Linked DNA regions of Homo sapiens: region 2 is linked to region 1. Evidence: chromatin loops called from intact Hi-C (ENCODE). Cell type or tissue: HepG2. All regions are shown on one strand. Each heading gives the region's core, and the rest is flanking DNA. Links, peaks and the distances in the headings are about the cores only.

Region 1 (10,620 bases), core at 1,597-9,596:
CTCCAAAAAAAAAGATGGGGCAAGGCAGGAGGTCCGAGTGGAAGAGATGGGGTGGCCTCGCTGCTGGCTTTGAGGATGGAGGGAGGGGCCCTGAGCCCAGGAGAGCAGGTGTCTTCCAAAATCTGGAAAGGGCCAGAAAGGGCTTCTCAGAAGGCATGTAGCCCAGGCGACACCTCGATTTTGTCCCATAAAAGCCATTTTGAATGTCTGGCCCTCAGAACCGTCAAAAGAATAAGTGTGTGTTGTTTTCACCTGCCCCATTTGTGGGAATTTGCTACAAGCCCCATAGAAAAATAATCCAGCCTTGAGTTCATGTCCTTTGTAGGGACATGGATGAAGCTGGAAACCATCATTCTCAGCAAACTATCGCAAGGACAAAAAACCAAACACCGCATGTTCTAACTCATAGGCGGGAATTGAAAAATGAGAACACTTGGACACAGGAAGGGGAACATCACACACCGGGGCCTGTTGTGGGGTGGGGGAAGTGGGGAGGGATGGCATTAGGAGGTATACCTAATGTAAATGACGAGTTGATGGGTGCAGCACACCATCATGGCACATGTATACATATGTAACAAACCTGCATGTTGTGCACATGTACCCTAGAACTTAAAGTATAATAATATATATATGTGTGTATATGTGTGTGTGTGTGTGTGTGTGTGTGTGTGTATATATTAAATAATCCAGCCTGAAGATGGCGTGGGGCAGGAGCAGCTGGGGCATGAGGGAGCCCCAGGCACGCCTCCCACGGGACACTAAGCTACCCCCGGGAAAGACCGCATTCCTAGCGTGGGCACAGCCGTGGGCATGGCGGGGTACTCCCTTTCCCACCACGCCACACACGGGCCACTAGGAACGGCTAGCCGGGCTACCCAAGGCCGGTCTACGACATCCCGCCCCTTTCTCTCCACGATTGGTCCAGATGAACCAGGTCCAAGCCAATCAGTGCATGGCCTCCTCCTGCCCCCAGAACAGGCATAAAAATGGGCCAATCGGTCCAAAGGCCAGAACCTCTGCTGGCTCTGCGGGAAATCCTGCCAGAGACGCCTGGAACCACTGCAGCAACTTTGCGATCATGAGGGAGTTAAAAACCAGAGGAGGCAGGAGCAAGAGAGTCGCCAGTAAGGGAAGATGAGCCCTGAACCAGAACAATGGCTGTGGAGAAGGGCCAAAGGGGGCCAGAACAGGAGGACTCTGGAGAGAACCGGGAAACCTGGAGCTCTGTGGCACTGGGGAAGAGAAGACAGCCTGTGGGGAAACTGAGTCACCACCCTCTATCTCATCTACATTCTCCCCACAGCAGCCAGGAGCACGCCATGTAAACCTAGGTCAGACCACCACCCTCCACTGTTCAGAACCTCCTGACAGGGTCCCCGCCCAAAGTCCTTACCCACACCAAACTCCATACTGTGGCTTCAAGGTGCTGCACACCTTCTGGCCATGTGGCCTCTCTGATCGCCCTGCACCCAGTCTGCTACTCCCCGGCCTTGCACAGTATTCAAGCGCACCAGGCCCATGCCTGCCTGGGGGCCTCTGCCTGGGATGTGCCTACCGCCTGGAAGGCCCCTGTCTCAGACGCCTACTTGGCTCACTCCTCCTCTTGCAAATGTTTGCCCAAGAGTCACCTTTCCAGTGAGTCTGTCATTGACCATCGCCTCGCCATCACTCCAACCCCTGCCATCTCTCCCACCCCACTTCCTGCTTGGGTTTGTTCCCTAGAGCTTAGTGCAGGCCATTTATTTGCCTATTTGTTTTGTTAATTGACTGTATTAATTGACTCCTGGAGGGCAGAGACTTTTCCTTTGCCCAGGGCATATGACAGTGTAGGCCCAATCAGATCATGGCCTCCACCTGCCTCCAGAACAGGCATTAAAATGCCCCAACCTCCTAAAGGCCAGAACCTACACAAAGTAGGTACAAAATTCATACTTGACTCAGAACCGAGAGGCCATCAGATGGAAGCTCAGCTCTGACCCTGATAACCCCCTCCGCACCCACTTGGGTGCCTGGAACTTGTTCTGGGGCGCCCTTCACCCCCTAGTCACCCGTCAGCGGAGCCAGACCTCTGGAGTCTGCACAGACAACTCTGCCTTAAAAACAGCAGGCATTCCTGGGCGCCCCCCTCCCACCACCCCGGCCCCGGGGCTCTAGTGCACACAGGCACGTGTACAAACAGGCCGGCAGGAGCAGATTCCAGGAGCTGAGGGAGCAGCCTGCGAGCCCAGAGAGGCTGCCCACCAAGGGGCACCAGCAGCCCCCGCCCTGCGACAGCCCCACATCTGCTACCTGTGCTCCTCGGCACACACGCCACACACACACGCCACATACACACATGCATGCACACATGCCATGCACACACACACACTGTGTTTGGAAATTCCAGAATCTTATAATTTTGAAAACTCATTTATTTCAGCTTAGCCCACATTCTGTTCTTAAAGCCTGGGTCATGGAAAACTGTGCCTTTCCAGAGCCTCAGAATCTCCAAGACTCAAAGCAGAAGGACCCGACGAGATTGTCCTGTGGCAGAGTCAGCTGGTAGACCCCAGGACAATCCTCCCCTTCTTTCCCTGAATTTCAGCTGGGCTCCCAGAATAAAGCCCTCACTTTCAGCCTCTCTGGCATCTAAGGGTGGCTGTGTGATGAAGCTCTGATCAGTAGGATATAAGCAAAAGTGTCCCACATCAGCTTCCAGGAGCCTTTCCTAAAAGACATCTGATACCCACAGTCTGTCCTTTTTTCTTCTTCCCTCCTACTTAGAACTTAGATGTGATGGCTGGAACTCTGGCAGCCATCTTGGACCACAAGGACCAGATTTCCTCCTTGGTTAGGTGGAGCCAGGAGCTAGAAGGAAGCTGTTCCCCATGCCAGATCTGTACCACCTACCTTGAGGCTTAAATATGAATGAGATAGAAATTTCTCCTTTCTTGAAGCCATTGTTCTTTGGGTTTTTCATTTACAGTCCAACCCTCCTATTGCATAGATGGGGCAAGTGAGGCCTGAGTCAGGCATTGACCCATGCGATGAGTCAGGGCAGAGCCAGGGCAGAACTAACAGCACCTGCCTTGACCTCTTGTGAGCCCCTAGGATACCTTGGTTCTGACTCACCCTTAAGTCTCAGGACTAGAGGTCTTCAGGGGTCCAACAGCCCAACACCTGCCCCTTTCACAGCATTACTGGCAGATGGTCAGCCAGGTGCTGCTTGGACATCTCAGGTGACTGGGAGAATGGTTCCTCCCTCCCAGTCCAGCCCAGTCCTGCTGAGTTCCAACTGGGAAACCCGGGCCACACACAGAGGTGGAATTGGCCTCCAGTCCTTGGCCCCAGCTTACCCTCTGGGCTCACGCAGGGGCAGAGACCAGGACTCCCTGAGGCTGCTTCTCTCCAATCTCATGGGCATTTGCTGCCCTGCCACTCTCTGAATTCTGCTTTTGGGAAGAAGTTCAAGCAGGAGAGAGCAGGGAAGAAAATACAGACTCATTGGGGCCTTCTCAGACTCTGGGCTTTGATCTCAGTGGATAACAGAGCAGCGGAAGCTCACCCAGGCCTCCCATGTCACAGGAAGGGACCCAGCGCGTGTTGAGCCCTGGCTGTAGACCATGTAGAGCACTGAGTGCTTTTCATACACTGTCTGCTTCAATTTCCATACAATGCTCTAAGGAAGGCCCAAATATTCACCCCATTTTACAGATAAGGAAACTGAGGTGCAGAGAAAGTTGCCTAGGATGGCCTTGCTAAAACATTCATCTTCCACCCAGGTGTGTCCCACTCCAAGATGTGCACTCTTTCTGGGCCCAACCATGCCCCTCAAACCTCGAGCAGGTCTCAGTGCTGGGTCTGCCACTGGCCCACTGCTCCTCAGCATCCCACGCCCACCCCACGTCCCAGTCAGGACAAGACTCCAACTTGCAGCAGAAATTATGAATAAGGCAAAAGAAAGTTGTCCTGGCCCCTGTGCATGCCTTAAGTATTTAAATTCTTTTTCATAATTATCTCAAATAGTAATTATTGCAGGAGCAATGCGCTTATCGCAGACATGAAACCACCTGCCTTCCCATTTTTGTCAAAAGTGGAAACACTGACATTATTTTTGCGATTCGTTTCAATAGCTGTTTTCACTGTAAATACCACCTTAACCACAAGAAAAATACCCCGGGAGACGCTGGAGGTATTGGAGGTTTCAGAGGAATTATTCCAAGAGGGCTGTGGGTGTCTCCCAAGCACACAGAGAGAAAGGAACATGGAAAACTGTTTCCTCTCCAAGCCAAGGGGGAAAGTGCACCCCGGGGAAAAGTCCCGTGGAAGGGGGCTCACAGGTGCCCCCCCAAGTCCCCTTCCTCCTCTCTGCATCCAACTGCCATCCACACTGCCACCTCCACCCACCCACCCTGGGCTGCCCACCTACTGGAAACACCTCATTCCCTCTGAAAAACATCAAAATCAGGAGGCTCCCTCCCAGGCACCATCGGGAACTAGGGGCCGCAGCTCCAATAGGAAGTTCGAAGAATTCAAAGACTAGAAGGGACCAGATTTCCAAGAATGCAGCTTTCCAAGATTACACAGTCTGGCATGGGTGTGGGCGGGGGGAGGTTGGAGAAGAAAAAGGAACATCCGGAGCTGCAGCCTGAGAAACCACCTGCCCTAGAAGGGAGGGCCCCAAGACATGGTTGGATGAGCCGTGAAGGGAAGCAGGCATCTTGGATTCTAGTCCTATGCCTGCCACAGGGTGGCCTTGGCCAGGCTGCCAACCCTCTCCCGACCTCAGCGTCCCCATCTGTCAAATGGACAAAAGTCTTGAGGGGACCCCTGGGCCTCTCATTCCTGGTGAGTATATGGTGGGCAAACACCTCTTCTTCCCAAGCTTCAATGTTCTCCTCCGAATAGCAGGTCTCTCCCGACTCTAAGCCCCCAGGTCATCAATGCAATTGTCATGATTACTAGTTATTGTCACTGGGCATTGACTAAGTGCCAGGATCTGTGCATGCATTATGCATGTGTACCTGGCATACAGAAGATCCCCACACCATAGTCCTACCATCACTTTACGAGGGTGGAAACTGAGACTCAGGGAGTTGCCCAAAGTCACACAGGTAGTTGTGTGAGGCACACATGGTTGCAAGAAGACAACGTTCCCGAGCACTTGCGATGTACCCCCCTAGAGATGAAACTCTGCTTGCTGCCACTTCACAGATGCAGGCATGGAGGCTTGAAGAGATGAGCCTTCCAGAGCAGTGGAGTGGAGCTGTAATTTCAGCAGGCACTGTTCATGCTGCTTAGGAGGGAGGAACTTTCGAAGAGAGATGTGATGCTGGGTACAAAGAAGCAGCAAGGGAGGGGTCCTGTCTCCAGCCCCGGCTACCTGGGAGTCCCCAGGGTGCTCAGATTCAGTCCTCACCCTCCGCCCTCGTCCCAGCCGTGTTCTCTGCTGCCTCCGTGTGGTCGCTGGGGTTGACGCAGCCTTCCGGAGCCACGCAGCTCTGGGGCTGTGGAGCTTTGGGGCTGTGGAGCTCTGGGGCTGTGGAGCTTTGGGGCCGTGGAGCTTTGGGGCTGTGGAACGGGCTTGAGTAAGGAAGGGGTGACTGCACCGGGCAGAAGGCAAGAGGGCACTGGGGTGCAGGGCACAGTACTGCCCGGGAGTCTCGCTCACTACACTCCAGCCACGCCTCTTGTCAGCACATTCCCACTTCCCAGCCTTTGCTCCTGCAGGTCCCTCTGCCTGGCGCACTCTTCGCTTCGCTTTTCACATCATCCCATTTCCCGCCCAATGGCAGCCCCGCTGTCTAACCAAGGCCCCTCGCTGGTGCCCTCTGACCCCAGTCCTGCTTTGTTGTTCATCTTCCTACTTGTCTCCATCTAATGTCATACTATCGATTTGTTTATTTGTTGACTATCAAATTCTCCAGTAAAATAATATCAGCTCCAGTGTCTGGCACACAGTAGGTGACCGATAAAGACTTTTGGAAAAATAACTGCATGAACATTTCCACTAAATAGCTGTCCCAACTTGTTCACCCCCATACGGCAGCTATGAGTAAAACTGGGAGACTTCTTCATAAGCTTGGGACCTGTCTTCCCAAGGTCCCGGTCCTGCCCACAGATCTACCAGCTCCTCCTAACCCTTCTGCCCCAGGACAACCCTGCAGAGAATTAGGGACAGCAGTGGGGACCCCCTCCAAGCTGAGCCACCCCATCTCCTGACAGAATGCTGTCTCCAGGGCTTGCTGTTCATCTCAGGGTCCACTGATGTGTCTGGAGCTGAGCATAGGAGCCAGAGAGCTCAGAGAATAAAGCAAAACTGGATGTCCCCTCCCTCGTTGCAAGTATAGACCTTTGGTAATGTGGCCTGACAGACACAGTCATCCACTCAACAAATATATCTTCATGCTGCTCCATGCTGATACAGAGGGGTCTATAGAAATGAATCAGGCATGGACATTGCTCATGCAAGAGACATACGGGCTTGGCCCACTTCGTCCTACACACCTCTGTCTGGCCATGTGGCTTTGGGCAAGTCCCTTATCCTCCTCTGCTTCAGTTCCATGTAGGTACAGTGCGAGGCTACTGAAGATGGTCACAAAGCCCCCATCTCACTGATGTTGAACCTGTCCCTGCTCTGAATCTGTGCCTTCATAAGCACCCACACCTGGTGTGCCCACCTGCCCCCTCTCCAACTACTGTTCACCTCCCACTTGCTGCTCAGGGCATGGAAGCCACAGCAGGGAAGAGGGATGGATGGCTCAGGGGACAACCAGGGGCACCGAGGGCTGCCCTCCACCTGCCCAGCACCTTTCGAGGATGGCCCGACAGCTGTTGTCATCACTCTCTCCTGGGAAGAAGGAGACAGCCGGCCCAGTCTCCCCATGAAAGCCTCCCTTGCTGTGTGATAAAGTAGGGGAGACTCCTCCCCATGTTTGCTAAGCACCTATGTGTGCTACACCCCATCCCTGACGTGCCCCGCATGAGAGGCAGCAGTGCCCATTTTACAGATGGGGAGCCTGGGGCTCAAAGTGTTTTGCAACTGGCCCCTGCCACCTAGCTGGTTTGCATCTCCAAGGCCTCAGTCTTGGCCTGGCACAGACTTCACCACTGTGGCTCAATGTACTGGGGCCTCTCATTTTCCTTTTCTTCCCAGGAAGAGAAAATTTTGGACCAAATATTCCCTGCAAGGTAGATCCTGCTATCTTTCTCAAGACCCTGAATCTCTGTGCTCCAATGTAAGTCTCTGGGCTCCTGACCCTGTGAGTCCAATCCACTGTAGCGAGTGATGGTAATCATCACCTCGGGTGCTGTGCTAGAGCTTAACTGCACTGGGTGTCCAGTCCTTGCCACAACCCGATGGGGCTGGTACCATCAGCAGCCCCATCTCACAGATGGGAAACCTAGGCCCAGAGAAGTTAGGGGACTTGCCTGGAAAATGGCAGAGCTGGGATTTGAACCCAAGCCATCCGGGTGCCTCATGGCTACACTGTACTGAAACTCTGAGGGCAGGGGTCCTGAATTCTGCCGCTGAGATTCCAAAGCAGCGATATTATAGACACCTAAGAGAGTGTCATCTCCTTAATGGGATGTTCCCGGGACTTCCTCCTCCTGCTCTCTGGGAAAGCCTTCAGGCCCAGAAAAGGATGGCACCTGTCTGTGCCTTCCAGAGAGGTGGCCCAAGGCGCCCTGCAGTCTCTGGTTATCTCTGGGCAGCCACTCCCCTCGAAAGTGCGAGGGGGAGGTGGCTCCCTGGAGGAGGGGTCCCCTAGGGTTAGCTTGGCAGGTCCCTCCAACCCAGGTCCCACTCACACAGGCACTAATGGCACTAATGGGGGAAGCCAGGGCGGAGCGTCGAGGGGACCATCACGCGCCCCAGGGGCAGTGGGCAGACGCAGCAGGGCAGGCGGCCGGCGCGGATGGGTCTTGGGCGCGCCTGGGAGACCCTCAGGCCTCGCGCGTCCCCGGCGCCGCAGCGGCCCCTGGCGGCGGGCGACCTCCGGCTGAGGCCCTGGCCTTGGGCGCGGGCGGGCCCTTCCTGCTTAGCTGGACGCGCCGGGCGGCCGGGGCGCCGGGAAGAGGAAAAGGCGCTCAAGGCCCGGCCGGGAGCGGCTCGGGGACGGCCGCGGGCGGGCAAGGGCGGAAGGCGGCGGCCGGGCGGCTGCCAGCGGGAGGAACCGGCCCCTTGGCCGGCCGAGCCTCGCCAACTGCTGGAGGGAACCGTCCCCACAGGGGCCTGGCGTCCCGGCCCCAGCCCCGGCCAGGGGCTGCGGGTTGAGCCCGTCGGAGAGCCTGGCGGGCTGGAGAGCGACCACCCGGGATCAGGGACACTCCTGCTGCAGCGCCGTCCTGGGGCTACCTGGGCAAGGAGTTGGCATCCCATCGCCCAGCTGTGCTCACGAGCAGGTCCCCCTTCCTGTATCGCCCGGCCCTAAGGGGGAACCTGAGGCAGACGGGATGTCTCCAGTTGTCGCCACGCCTAGGGCTGCCATGTGTCACTCCCCGCCAAGCCCACATCCTGCCCCAGTGGGCATGGGAGCAGGGAGGTGGGCCAGGCACTGGTTTGATCAAAGCGGAGCTGTGTGCAGAGGGAGTGCCAGGGCTAGGGGCACAGAGGACGATGGGGGAACTGTCTAAAGCCACTTGAGGTGAGAACACACTCCTGCTTCCCGGTGCCCTGGGTCCTGATGCCCCTGACCTTCCACTCCTAACCTGGTACACTGCCCTTTCATCATCTGCTTTACAATCTAGTGAAGCAAATTGCAAGCTGGGGGCTGGGAGCAGGACGGCCAGAGCAGGGCCAAGTAGAGGCTACTGGCCCCTCAAGAAGCACAGACTCCTCCACAGAAGGGGGCCCCCCAGAAAGCAGGCCCTGGGTCTAACAAAGGGAGGCGGATGCTGCCTCTGCTGGAGCCTCCTGCCTCTGTTTCCATGGCAACCCCACTTCCAGGACAAAGCAAAGGCTCAGCATTCCCAGGACACGTGAGCGGGCAGGGAGAGAGCCTGGGCCTTACGGAACAGAAGGGGAAACTGAGGCCCAGAAGGGCAGCAACTTGCTCTCAGTCCCCAGGACATGGCCCGGTTTCCCCCATCACAACACCCATCATGCCAGGGTCTGTCTCCCAGGGGCCCCCAGATTATACTCCTGCAACTAAATATATTAAGCAATAGCCACAAGTGAACGTGCCTTGAAGACACTCATACAAGAGTGAGGAGGCGGATGCCAGGCGTTGGGAAGGGTATTGTAGATATGGCAGTCAGCACAGGCCACTCTGACGAGGTGACATCTGAGGAGAGACCTGAGTGACGGGAGGGAGGGAGCTTTATGAACACTGAAGCCAGCATGTGCCAGGCAGAGGGACCGGCAAGTGCAAAGGCCCCGAGGTGGGAATGGGCTCACTGAGCTGTGGACACGGCAGAGAAAGGGGAGGGAGAGGAGGTTCAGGGGGCGGCAGTGCCAGGACTCTGTGGGTCTCACAGGCCACGGCAAGGAATGTGACTGTATCCTGGTGTGATGGAAACCATGGGGCTGGGAGCTGAGAACAGTCATTAGTCATAATGGCTTAGCCAGCTGTGAGGAGCAAGGTAGTGACAATGGAGGGTGAGGGTGTGGAGAAGAGAGGAGGCAGAGGCCTCCGAGGAGGCGATTGCAGTGACGTCGGTGAGAGACGCAGGTAGTGGAAGCAGGCCGGGGCAGTAGAGGTAGGGGAAGAGGCAGGAAGTGGCGAGTGCTGGAGTGGGTGGGCGGAGGGCTGTGCAAGACTCACCGCTGGCTAGGAGATGAGGGGACGGGCAGGGGCCAGGCTGTCCAGGTTTCCGACTGAGCAACTGGGTGACCAAAGACACCATCTCCTGCGTATCCCCTGATCCAACTGGCCTTGCGCCTCCTCCCATCTCCAATTCCTTCCGCTGCAACCCCTGGATTCAGATTGCTGCCAGCAAACCCACTAAAACCACCTCTTCCCTTACCTCCTGCCCCTGGAGCCCCAGCCCACGTTTGGGGCCCTTGTTGAGGAGGCGCCCTCTCAAGCCCCAGGTCTGGAGATACAGTGTGCAAAGGATGGCCCAGCAAAGACCATGTGCGTTGGTACTGGCAAGGGGAGCTCCCCAAAAGAAAATGGGGAACACTGCAGGCAGGCACATTAGCTGAGGTTCTGTGGACATGTGCTATCCAAGAGCCCCAAAGGGTGGCTACTAAGGCAATGCCCATTTACAGTTGCGGAAACAGGCCCCAGGAGGCAAGATGTCCCAGCCGATGTCTCTCAGCAGGACAAAGACGCTAGCAGTGTTCACTTGGGACCTAATCTGCAGTTGCCTCCTGCCAACCCCCAACCCCGGCCCACCCCGCACCCCAGCCAGCTCCCAGCCCTCAGGCTTTGCTGGGCCCCCTGCAGGGATGGCTCAGCACCAGACCTAGGGCGTGGGCCTGGTGACCAGGTCTGGGGGTGGGAACATCAGGGCATAAATCCTGACCCAGCTGACAGTGCCCCGGGGCAGACACAGAGGCCCTAGTGTCACCTTCCTGTCCCCACCCTTCCTGGCATGTTTCACAAGGTCAGAGGTGCTGGGTGGGGTGAACAAGCACATAAACCTTGGCCCCAGCCAGGTCAGCCTTGAGCTTCCGACCTGATAAATGGA
Region 2 (10,620 bases), core at 1,078-9,077, 230 kb before region 1:
GTAAACAGAAGCTCTGAGAGGCTAATAATCTATCAAGGCTCCATAATTATGTAACAGATCCAGAATTCAAATCCATGTTGGTCTAGTCCAGAGCTTCAGCCATTAACTATTCCATACTAGTGGGTTCCATCCATGGCTGTGTCTTAGAACCTCCCTGAAAGCTTTTTATATGCTCCACAGAGATTCTGATTTAAGTGGTTGGAGGTAGGGTTCAAGCATCAGTCTGTTTGTAATTATCTTATTTAATCCACACAACAACTGGAGATGAAGGTATTTATCTTTCTATTTAAAAATCAGAGAAACTAAGACCCAGAGATGCAGACTCACTTGCCTAAAGTCACACAGTAATTCCACAGTGAAACTGGGATATATGATCAGATCTGTCTTCTCCAAAAAGCCATCCTTAGCTCCAGAGAAAGGCAGCCTCCCTAAAGCTGGGGGATATACTGGCCAACCACTCTGCTCCAGCCCCAGAAGCCTCCCAGGGAATGTGTGTGCATGAGGGGCAGAGCGCCAGGTGGCAACTAAGTGATAAACAGGCCAGGACATGCCAGGATGTGTGCCGGAAGCCCAGCCCACTAAAGGCAGAGGTGTGGCTGGGCCAGGGTGGGGGCCGGACGTGGGGATGCACTTTTTCCCCAGCACAACAAGCTGTGGGCTTCCTCCCTCCCAGCTGAGCCCTGCCTGATATGGCAGGCCCAGAATGGGTCGCTAGCTAGAGAGTGGAGGGGTGGCAGGAGGGCAGGGGCCCAGGGCCAGTCCCCAGAGGAAGTCACATGGCTGGGGGCACAGGCATGACCCAGGAATGGTGAGGGGAGGGAGATATTTCAGGCCCGAGAGGAAGGGCCCAGCCCATGAGATGAATCACCCGGGCCGGAGATTATCCTGAGGAAGACCTTGGGGGTGGAATGGTGATAAGTGCTCTCCTCCCGAGGTGACCAGGAGCCCACGGGCAGATGGCCAGCGGCCGGTGAGGCAAAGTGTGGCTGGGAGCGCACAGATGAGTCTGAGAGGGCCCACCAGATCCAGGTGCTTTCCAGAAGGGACTTCTCAGTGACCCTACAACATGAGGGGAAGCCCTGGAGACCAGTCACTTGCACAAGGTCACAGGGCCAGAGATGGGATTTGGAGTGGGAGTGTGCCTTTCTGTTTCCGCAGCTTGTCTCCCCAAAGCAGGGAGCTAAGACTGCCACTGCCCTCCTGCTCCAGGGGCTTCCTGGGTGGACATGAAACTTCACTGATAAGACACCAGGCTTTAGACTCCGAATGGCAAACCAGGTGTCAGAGCTTATGCTTGCTCCTGGATGAGGCACTAGACTTGTCCCAGCTTCTTATTGCAGGAATGGGAAGTAGGGAGTCCAGAGGCTCACCCAGAACAAGGGGCTTACCCAGGATTCCAGAGCAGGCTGGACAGAGGCCAGTGGACCTGAGTCCTGCCTCCCAGCCCACAGATGATGATCTTCTGGATCTCTAAGGGTGGCCATCAGCATCACCTGGGAACTTGTTAGAAATGCACATTTTGGGGTGCATTTCATTCAGTCCCAGATGGACTGAATGTGAACCTGGGCAGTGGGCATCCCTCTGAGCATTAACAAGCCCTCCTGCAGGGGATTCTGGTGCCAGCAGAACATAAAGTACACACACACACACACACACACACACACACACACACACACACACACACACACATATTCACCGGGTGGTATTTGGTATAAAATGGCCTCACAATGGTCTTTACCTCAAATTCAATTAAAACAATCCCATCCACCTGATGATCCATCCATGGGCTCACAAACCATGAGAATGCAGAGGTCCTTCAAAATCAACAGGGATTTGTTTCTCAAGCTGGAGGGATATGTGGGCTCCTTGAAAGGGGAAACTTGTACACTACTCCCCCTGGCCAATAAACACACTCAATGGTGGTTTAACTAATTTTTAGTACACCATTGCTTAGATATGTACTATCATAAAACTAAGCGTAGGCTCTTATGCTATTAAAATCTGCAAGTTCCAGATGAAATATAAACTAACATAAACACCAGAAAATCTAACTTTTAAATGAATGATAATTGACATATGCCAGAGAATGTTACTTTGCTGAAGCCAAGTGGCAGCTTGTAGCCTGATCATGGTGTCAATTGTCACCATGTAGGGCCCATTAAATTTGGCACCATCTATCACCCTCTGTCATGAGATGAATCAAACCTCCCAACCCCTTTCCTCTAGCCCACCTCCTCCTAACCCTTTCTTCACACAGGGCAGGGGCTTCAGTGAATTACTGCTTTCTTCTCCTGGGCTCCAAATCACAAAAGTGGTTTTCCTGGGAACCTTATGACCATAAGCAAAAATGCAAACTCAAACAGCAAAGTTAATTAGAGGACAGTTATCAGTTATAATGAGGTCATCCTAATAGTTTGAAATATGAGGATGTTAGATTCATGTTAAAATGAAAAAAAAAAAAAGACCATTTGAAATTCTCATTCTTGGAGCCCTGAGCATTCCTCTCTGGAAACCTGGGAGTCCATAGATCCCTTTTGAAGAGACAGAGACTTAGAGCTGGCATGCCTTACTCCATTTCTGAGCTGGAGAAATCAAGGGCCACAGAACAGTGGGGACCCACTGTTCCCTTCTCTGATCCCTCTAACCTCTATCAGCTGATTTCTCACTGGTATGAGGAAGAAGTGTCCCAGTCACCATTGTATCCAAATGCAAGGGGCTCCCCTGGGATGAGTGAGCCGCTCTCCCTGAGAGAGGTTTGAGCACAGTTGGCCACTACTCAGTGGAGATGGGATAGACTTCCCTCCACCTCTGCCAGGAAGTCCAACTTGGGAGGTCTTGAGGGGGACCTGGGCATCTGTTTCATACCTAAGTAATTTGGATGCACATAGTAGTTTGAGAAACAGTGGCCCTGATCATCTTTAAGATTCCTCTGATCCTAGAGGGCTGGATTCCAATACACATCTTTATCGCCATAATCATCATCATCAAATAACTATCATGTGTTGAGTGCATGCTATGTGCCAGTTGCTCTGTGAAATGTGAATGTGTTATATATATGATTGCTGTAACCTATGAGATGGCATTATTATTATCATCATCTCCATACAGATACGGAAATAGGCTAAGGGAGGTTCACCATTTTCCTAAGGTCACACAGCAAGAGGCTGAGCCGAGACTCAAAGCTGGGTGTGTTGCCCCAGTGCCCTAGCAGTATTTCATATCCAACTCTGCCCCTAGCTGGCTATGTGCCTTTGGAGCCTCTCGGGCCTGCAATGGGGCTCAGTCTCCCCACCTGTAGGATGGATTGTCTCTTTGCAGCCTCTTCCACAATCTTGGCCCCCAGATTCACAAACAGATTGATGGTTCAGCAAGGGAGTCAATAGGACTTTGGCAGCAGGGGGAGGGAGACATCAATTTTCCAGCCCCAAGGCCCATGTTCCAGCTCCTCCCAGTCAGGATGCTCTGGTCCTACCCATTCTGCCCCCAACTCCTGCCCCCTTGATAACACTGAATCACTGGCCTGGGTGAGGCCTACCTCGTGCATAGCAGTGGGTATTAGGAATGCTGGGATGGAGATGAAATCTATGTAGGCGAAATCAGTGCAAAGGAGCCTATTATTAGCAGGAGTGAGGAGATGTGGGAGAAGACAAAAAGGGAATGGAGACATGTGTTAACATAAGTGCCAGACACTCAGCTAGACGCTCAGCTAGATGCTGGGTAAGCAACTTAACCCCTCAACATCTCAATTTTCTCTTCCGGAAAATGAGGTTTTTATGAGGAGTGCATGAGAATCATCCAATTATTCATGTGTCTAACAATTATTCATCAAGGGCCGCCCATGTTCCAGGCATCATTCTATGAAATGCAGCTGTTAAGTAACAAATATTCCTACTTGTGGGGCAGACAGTGCAATGAGGAAGATAGACAAACAAAAGTCAACAAATACACAATGTAAAGTTGGGGGGTGCTGATACATTCTAGGCATATAAATAAAGCCAGAGTAAGAGGTGGTCTAGACAGTGCCATGAAAGCGCAGGGTACTCAGGGGTCACCCCCATGGGGCAGCGATGTGGGAGGTGATATTCTGCTTGAATGAAGTAATGGGTGAACCATACAGCCATCTGGGAAAAGTGCTGCCAGCAGCAAAGAAATATAAGGCATCCATCAGACAGCCTGGCACATACTAGGTCCTCAGTAAATTGTGCATGCTATCACAGTGCAAAGAGAGAGGCTGTTTCCTTATTTGAGCAGATGGATGGTCTCTGTGTTCCTGCTGCTCCCCAGCTGTAGGAATGTAGTCTTCAGACCCCAGCTTTTTGCCCTGCCTGCTCTAATCCTGGGAGAGAGGACCTGGGGGCCAACAGCTCCAAGGCAGAAGGAGGAAGAAGAGATTCCATCGGAGGCAGCACAACCTCCTACCAGCCTGGCGCACAGAGGGGGGCTCCCCAAGCAGACACCATGGTGCCAGTCACAGGAGTTGAATGCTGGATAGCCACAAAATAATAGAGGCTGATCTCACTGGTGAAAACCCACATGGGACTGGATAACAGCCCTGCTCTGACAATGTGGGTGCCTTCCCATCTACAGGATGAAGGCTACAGGCCTTTACAATTGACACCCTAATGGCTTCTGCCACCTCCTTCCCACCTCTCCTTCTTTCCAGCTCCTCTGCTCTCCACGGGCTGATTACCCGGGGTCTGGTGATCATCACTGGGTGTGCAGCTCTGGGTGCCCTCTGGAGGTGCCCATGTCAGGGGATGGGGAGCAAACAAACACACAGATGAGGCTGTGGTGTTTGTGGTGTTTATGGTGGCTGCTTGAACAGGGGCTAGCACAGAGGCTGTGGAGGTCAATATCCTTTTGGAGGAGTTGGCCAGGGATGGCTTCTGGAGGAGGCAAAATGAAGCTTGTTCAGTTCTCAGCTCTTCAGAGCCTTCTCTGGTCACACTACCTGAGGTTCCCCACGGAGCTGTTCTGTGTCACAGCTCTGAATTTCATTTTCTTCTGAGAACTTTCCCACATGAGAGTATTTCTTTCCTTCATCAATTCATTCAACAAAAATGATGCTCCCGCTGGGTGCAGTGGCTCACGCCTGTAATCCCAGCACTTTGGGAGGCCGAGATGGGCGGATCACAAGGTCAGGAGATGGAGACCATCCTGGCTAACATGGTGAAAGCCCGTCTCTACTAAAAATACAAAAAATTAGCTGGGCATGGTGGCGGGCACCTGTAGTCCCAGCTACTCGGGAGGCTGAGGCAGGAGAATGGCGTGAACCCAGGAGGAGCTTGCAGTGAGCCGAGATCGAGCCACTGCACTCCAGCCTGGGCGACAGAGCGAGACTCTCTGTCTCAAAAGAAAAGAAAAAAAAAATGCTCCCAGTACAGGGCTCCCAGCAGCTCCAAACACTTACTGAAAGCTTTGGCTATGGTTTATGCTGCTGAAGTTTTCTTCTAAGCATCAATGAAGAAAACGGAGGGACCAAACACAGGTGGAAAGTCTCTATAATCTCACCCTGGGGGACCCGCCGTTAGAGACCACCTTAAACACAAACACCCTTTCTTGATCCGTGGCAGCACCAATGGTGGCGGTGGCCTCTCTCTTAATTTAATTTACAAGCGTGTACACGGCACTGGCTATGTTCCTGGCAATGTGCTAAGCACTTTACTTGTAGTATCTCAAACCTCAAAACTACCCAAGGAGGTAGAAACCATTACTGTGCCCAGTTTACAGATAAACTGAGGCAACGAGGGATTTAAGTAACTTTTCCAAGGTCACAAAGATAATAAACGGTGGAGCCAGGATGTGGACACCTCTAGAGCCCTCACTGACAGCAGTGTCTGGTATACAGCAGGACTCCATATCCCTTAGAGATTATTGCTGTGGCCGAGATCTAAGCTGATCTCCTTCTGTATCCAGCAGGGGGCGACAAAGCACCTGGCTGACTGTGCACCTGCCCCAGGTATGGTTGATTTGGCTTAAAGAGGAACAGTACCTGCTGAAGAGGTATCCTTCTCACTTCTTAATCCAGGCAGAGGGAGCTAAATGGGGAGAAAAATTCTGGGCTAGCATGACTCTGCCAAAGAAGAACTTTCTGCAATGGGTCCCATTGAAACAGTCATGAAACCGTTATTCACACTAGGTTCCAGGTTTTGGAATGAATCCTTGGAGGAGCTCCCAGTCAGGTGAAGGATTAAATTACCTGAACATTATTAGGCCCACAGAAATCCAAACAAGTTAAAAATAAACCGTTCTGGATCACGAAGCTAGTAGGTCTCAGAGTTGGGATTCAAACTCAGACCTATCTGACCCAAAAGTCTGAACTCTTTTTACCAAACCATGGTCCTCATGTTGATGAAAGCCCTGTCCTGGGTGCTGGAGACAGAGATGAAGGATACAGCGTTTTTCCCACAAGGAGATTATGTCCTGATGGAGGAGGGAGGGGAGTGAGGCCATACAACATTTGGGGTGGGAAGGGCTCTGCCAAGATCAGCACAAGAAGGGTGAGAGCACAGAGGAAGAGATGCATTAAAAGGTGGTCCCTTTGAAGATCATATCTATTGTGTTTACTGCTGTACCCCAGCAGTGAACCCAGCCCAGGGCCCAGCACAGTTTAATCCTCAACGAATGTTTGATGACTGAATGAATGAGGAAGACACCAAGTGCCTAGGATAGGAGTAATGTAGATCAAGGAAGGCTTTTCAGATGAGTTGACATTTGGGTGGGATTTGGAGGATAAGTTAGAAGTTTACCAGGTAGAAAAGAGCTAAAGGCATTCTAGACATATGCAAAGGAAAACAGGCTGCAGTAGTAGTCTCTCAACTTTTTAAAAAATCCTAACCCAAAATGTATACACATACACATCCAATACACACACACACACACACACACACACACACACACACGCACACACACAGTTGGAACCTTATGCATAATGCCCTCTGTTATTTTCTGATCTATTTCTTTTTGTAAATGCTAGTGGCAACCCACTAATTTGTTGTGATATGTGCACAAGTGTTTGGGGAAAGTGGAGGCTGTAAAGGTAATTTTGAGCTAGACCATAAAGATCTCTGGATGTTAGGCTGGTAAGATGGAACCCTTTTTAGTTCTGCCTCTCCTTCCTTCCCTGTGAAGCCAAACACTACAAATTCCTTTTCCTTCTCTCACTGTCTGATGAACTCCCTGCCTCTCAGGCTTGTCTTTGTCACCTTTAGTCCCTCCATTTCCCCAGCTGGTTCTTTAAATCATGCTGAATTCCTGGGGCTCTGCACTGGGCCTTCCCCACTCATCCTTCTTGGTCTCCCAGGGTGTCCTCTCCTTGCCTTGATTTGAATGTCTGCCCACTTCTAGCTGGGGATATCCAACCTAGAAGTGACAGCCCCAAGCCTCTCCCCGAGCACCAGTCACCCTTCAGTGACCTACAGACACTTCAGACTCAGCATGTCCAAAACCAAGTTTCACTCCCTGAGACCTCCTGCTCCCAGGGTCCCCAGTCTGTATTTTTCTCACCAGCCACACTCTCACAGGACAGGACACTGTCCTGGAGGCCTTCCTTATCCTGTCTACCCTGCCTTCAAACTCGGTCTCAAATCCACCCCCTTCTCTCCCCACCATCTGTCCAGGGTAAGCCTTCTCTCCCACAGGTAACTGTTGAGACCTCCTGACTTGCCCTCCTCTCTTGCTCCCTCCTCTGTTGGCTCCCATGACAGCCACCATGAACCTTCTGAAACAAAAACCTGATCATGTAACACTGCTACCCCCCTTAATATGCCCTGTGTCCCTAGACTCCCCATTGAGCCTCTTCCCTGCATATCTCCTTCCCTCTAACGCCCCAATATCCAGGCACCTTGAACCTCCGTGGCCCTGTTTCCTCTGGTTTCAAAAACTCACTTGCTTAATACCAACTCACTCTTTTAGGATCCCATTTTAGGAACACTTCCTCTAGGAAGCCTTCCCTGATCCTCTGAGACTGGCTGAGGAGCTCCTCTGTGTTCCAACAGCCCACTGTGCACCACACATCTTGGTGCCTAACACCTTTTTTCCTATTGGAGTGTCCCAAGTCCTTCCCCCTCCTCCATTAGATGGGCAGCCTAATGGGGCTGGGGGGTGGGTTAAGAGCAGATGCTGAAGTCAGTATTTTCTAGGTTCGAAGCTCAGCTCAGCCATGGACTGGCTGTGGGAATTTGATACTTTATTTAATCCCTCCCTGATTCACTTTCCTCATTCTATCAAATAATGATGGCTGTGATAATGATATCAACAAGTGGAGTACCTACCCCTTGGCATTTTCAGGGGATTCAGTGAGTTGATATGCTGAGGCTGTAAATGACAGTGCCTGGCATGTAATAGTGCTACCTATGTGTTTGATCATGAAATCGGTCCTCAGATGGGTTGCTCCAGGAGGGGCAGAGACTGGATTTATTTGATATACTGATCTGTCTTGGCCATATTCTTCCCTGCTGTGTTCCTCCTCTTCTTCCTCCTCCTCCTCTCTCATCTTCCGATGTACCCAGCACCTGCATGGGCTATTGGTATGTGCCTAGCACCTGGCCTGACATCCGGTCACAAGTACACCCCAGCATTCATGACATGAGTGAAACTTTGGTCTAGGAATGATGGTGAATGCAGAAAATAAAGGTCATATTTGGAGATTCTTTGGAGGTAGACTGCTCAGGGCTTGTGCTGACTTCATCTGAGGGTGGAAGAGGAGGAAGAGGAGGAGGAACAATGCAGGAGGGAAGAACATGGTCAGGACAGACCTTGTGATTTCCTTTACCAAACTCTTAGCTCCTCCAACCATCTCCAGATCATTACAAGCCACCTCCATTCACCCAAATACTCCAGCCAACATCGGGGTCACCTATCATTCCTCTTTCTCTTTCTCTACCCACCCCCACCGAATCCTTTCAAGTCCTGTCTGTGCAAGACACAGGCCCCGTATCCTGGGTCCTTTTCTCCTCTCTGCACCCCACTTCTACCCTTATTGTCCTAGTTACAACTGCTGTGTAACAAGCATCCCCTCCAAACTTAGTGGCAAAATAATCATTATATTCACAAGTTATAGGGCTCAGGAAGTTGGGCAGGGTACACTGGGGATACTACACGGCCACTGTCCACCATGCTTTAGCTTGGCAGACACAAAGCCAGCATGACATAATGGTGGAGGTACCTTCACCCACATTTCTGGCACCTGGGCAAGGTGACTCCAGTGCTGAACTCACCTGGGACTGTGGGCTGGAGCAAGCACAGGTGGCCTCTGCCTATGCCTGGGCTTCCTCACAGCATGGTGGCCTCTAGGCCTCTTCCATGGTGGCTCAGGGCCCCAGCACTGGTGCGCCAGCCAACAAAACAAAGACTGCATTGTCTTTTATCGCGAAGACTTGTAATTTTTGAGCATCACTTCTGCTACATCTTATTGGTGGAAGCCATCACAAGCCCACCCAGATTCACGCAGGCAGAGCACAGAGAACCCACTTCTTCATGGGAGGAGTGTCAAATAATTTTGTGGTCATGTTCTAAGAGCACCACCCTAACCCAAACTACCAATGTCTCACCTGGACCCCTACTGTCATCTCCTCTCTGGTCTGCTTGATGGCGCACTTTACTCACCTGTCCCCATTCCCACAGTGTGTTCCCTTAGGACAGCCACGGGGAGCTTTTGAACACACAAATCAGATCAGTCACCCCCTTCTTCATCCCTCCAATGTCCCCAGCTGAACACACCACTGAAATCCAAGCTCCTTGACGTGCCCACACAGCTTTGTGGATCTGTGTATCCCCATCTCCCTTCAAGCTCAGGCCTTCTCTCTCTCTCTATTGCAGCCCACCATCTCCTCCCTGGGGCTCATGCCCACCTCTGAGCTTTTGCACCTGCTGGTCCCCTTCCTGCAGTGCTGGACCCCTGATGCTGTGTCCTTCAGGCCTCACCTCAAATGCCACCTCCTCAGATCTAAAATTAACCCTCCAACACCCAGTATTCCCTCTCCCATCACCCTGCTTAATGGTCTACTATCTGCAACTCTGTTCTTGTTCACTTATCATCTGTCTCCTTCCTGGCCCCAAGAAGAAAGACTGTTGCCTTTCTTCTTCCTTGTGTCCACGGTGCCCACTATCGTGGTTGGCACAGAATATGGAATATGAATGAATACCTGAATGGTGGCTTTCGGGTGTGTGTGTGTGTGTGTGTGTGTGTAATTTAGAAAGGCAATCTTGAAGGATAGTCAGGACTGGGTGCAGGAGGTTACTACAGTTGGGCATACTTTGTTTCCCATATGGTTGTGCCACTCGCTAGCTGGTGACTCTGGGCAAACACCTTCACCTCCTTGAGCCTCAGTGTCTTCAGCTGAAACCTGAGTTCAGATTTGCCAGACCTGGGCATAGGGACAGCAGGTCCAGCAGGAACACCAAGCCAGGACCACAGCCACTCCCAGGGAGCTCAGTCCCTGGAGCCCGAGAGGAACACTCTCCGGAGGCGCAGGCGCAGCCGCTCCTAGAGACTGGGCAACCCCCAGGTGGCAGGCGGGACCGGTCCGTGCAAACAGGGAACAGGTACCCGGAGGATGGACATTCGCTGGCAAAAACATAAACTGCCGCTCGGAGTCTTGGCACCACCCAATTTCCAGG

The links. Peaks named below come from ENCODE experiments on the same cell type or tissue, not always from the same donor. Only the 100,000 strongest peaks of a DNase experiment are listed, where the experiment ranks them.
Region 2: a loop joins it to region 1, with 22 times the contacts of the local background. A loop is called at or near these places in 79 of 110 quality-filtered maps.

What each region holds. Positions count from the first base shown.
Region 1 is chr3:13,652,837-13,663,456 of GRCh38, reverse strand. All of the region lies in intron 1 of LINC00620 (long intergenic non-protein coding RNA 620), which reads right to left. It overlaps LOC100293612 (a long non-coding RNA gene), which reads left to right and starts at 9,279. Exons shown (of 2, transcript XR_110033.3): 1 at 9,279-9,366. RefSeq lists enhancers at 814-1,108, 8,423-8,923. In HepG2, for the core only: CTCF peaks have their summits at 5,430 and 7,976 (motif pointing left); no DNase peak of the experiment used is centred there; H3K27me3 peaks cover 3,859 bases.
Region 2 is chr3:13,880,902-13,891,521 of GRCh38, reverse strand. No RefSeq gene overlaps it. Among named protein-coding and RNA genes, the nearest start is that of WNT7A, 6.1 kb to the right of the region's middle. In HepG2, for the core only: a CTCF peak has its summit at 5,928 (motif pointing right); a DNase peak (open chromatin) is centred at 5,921.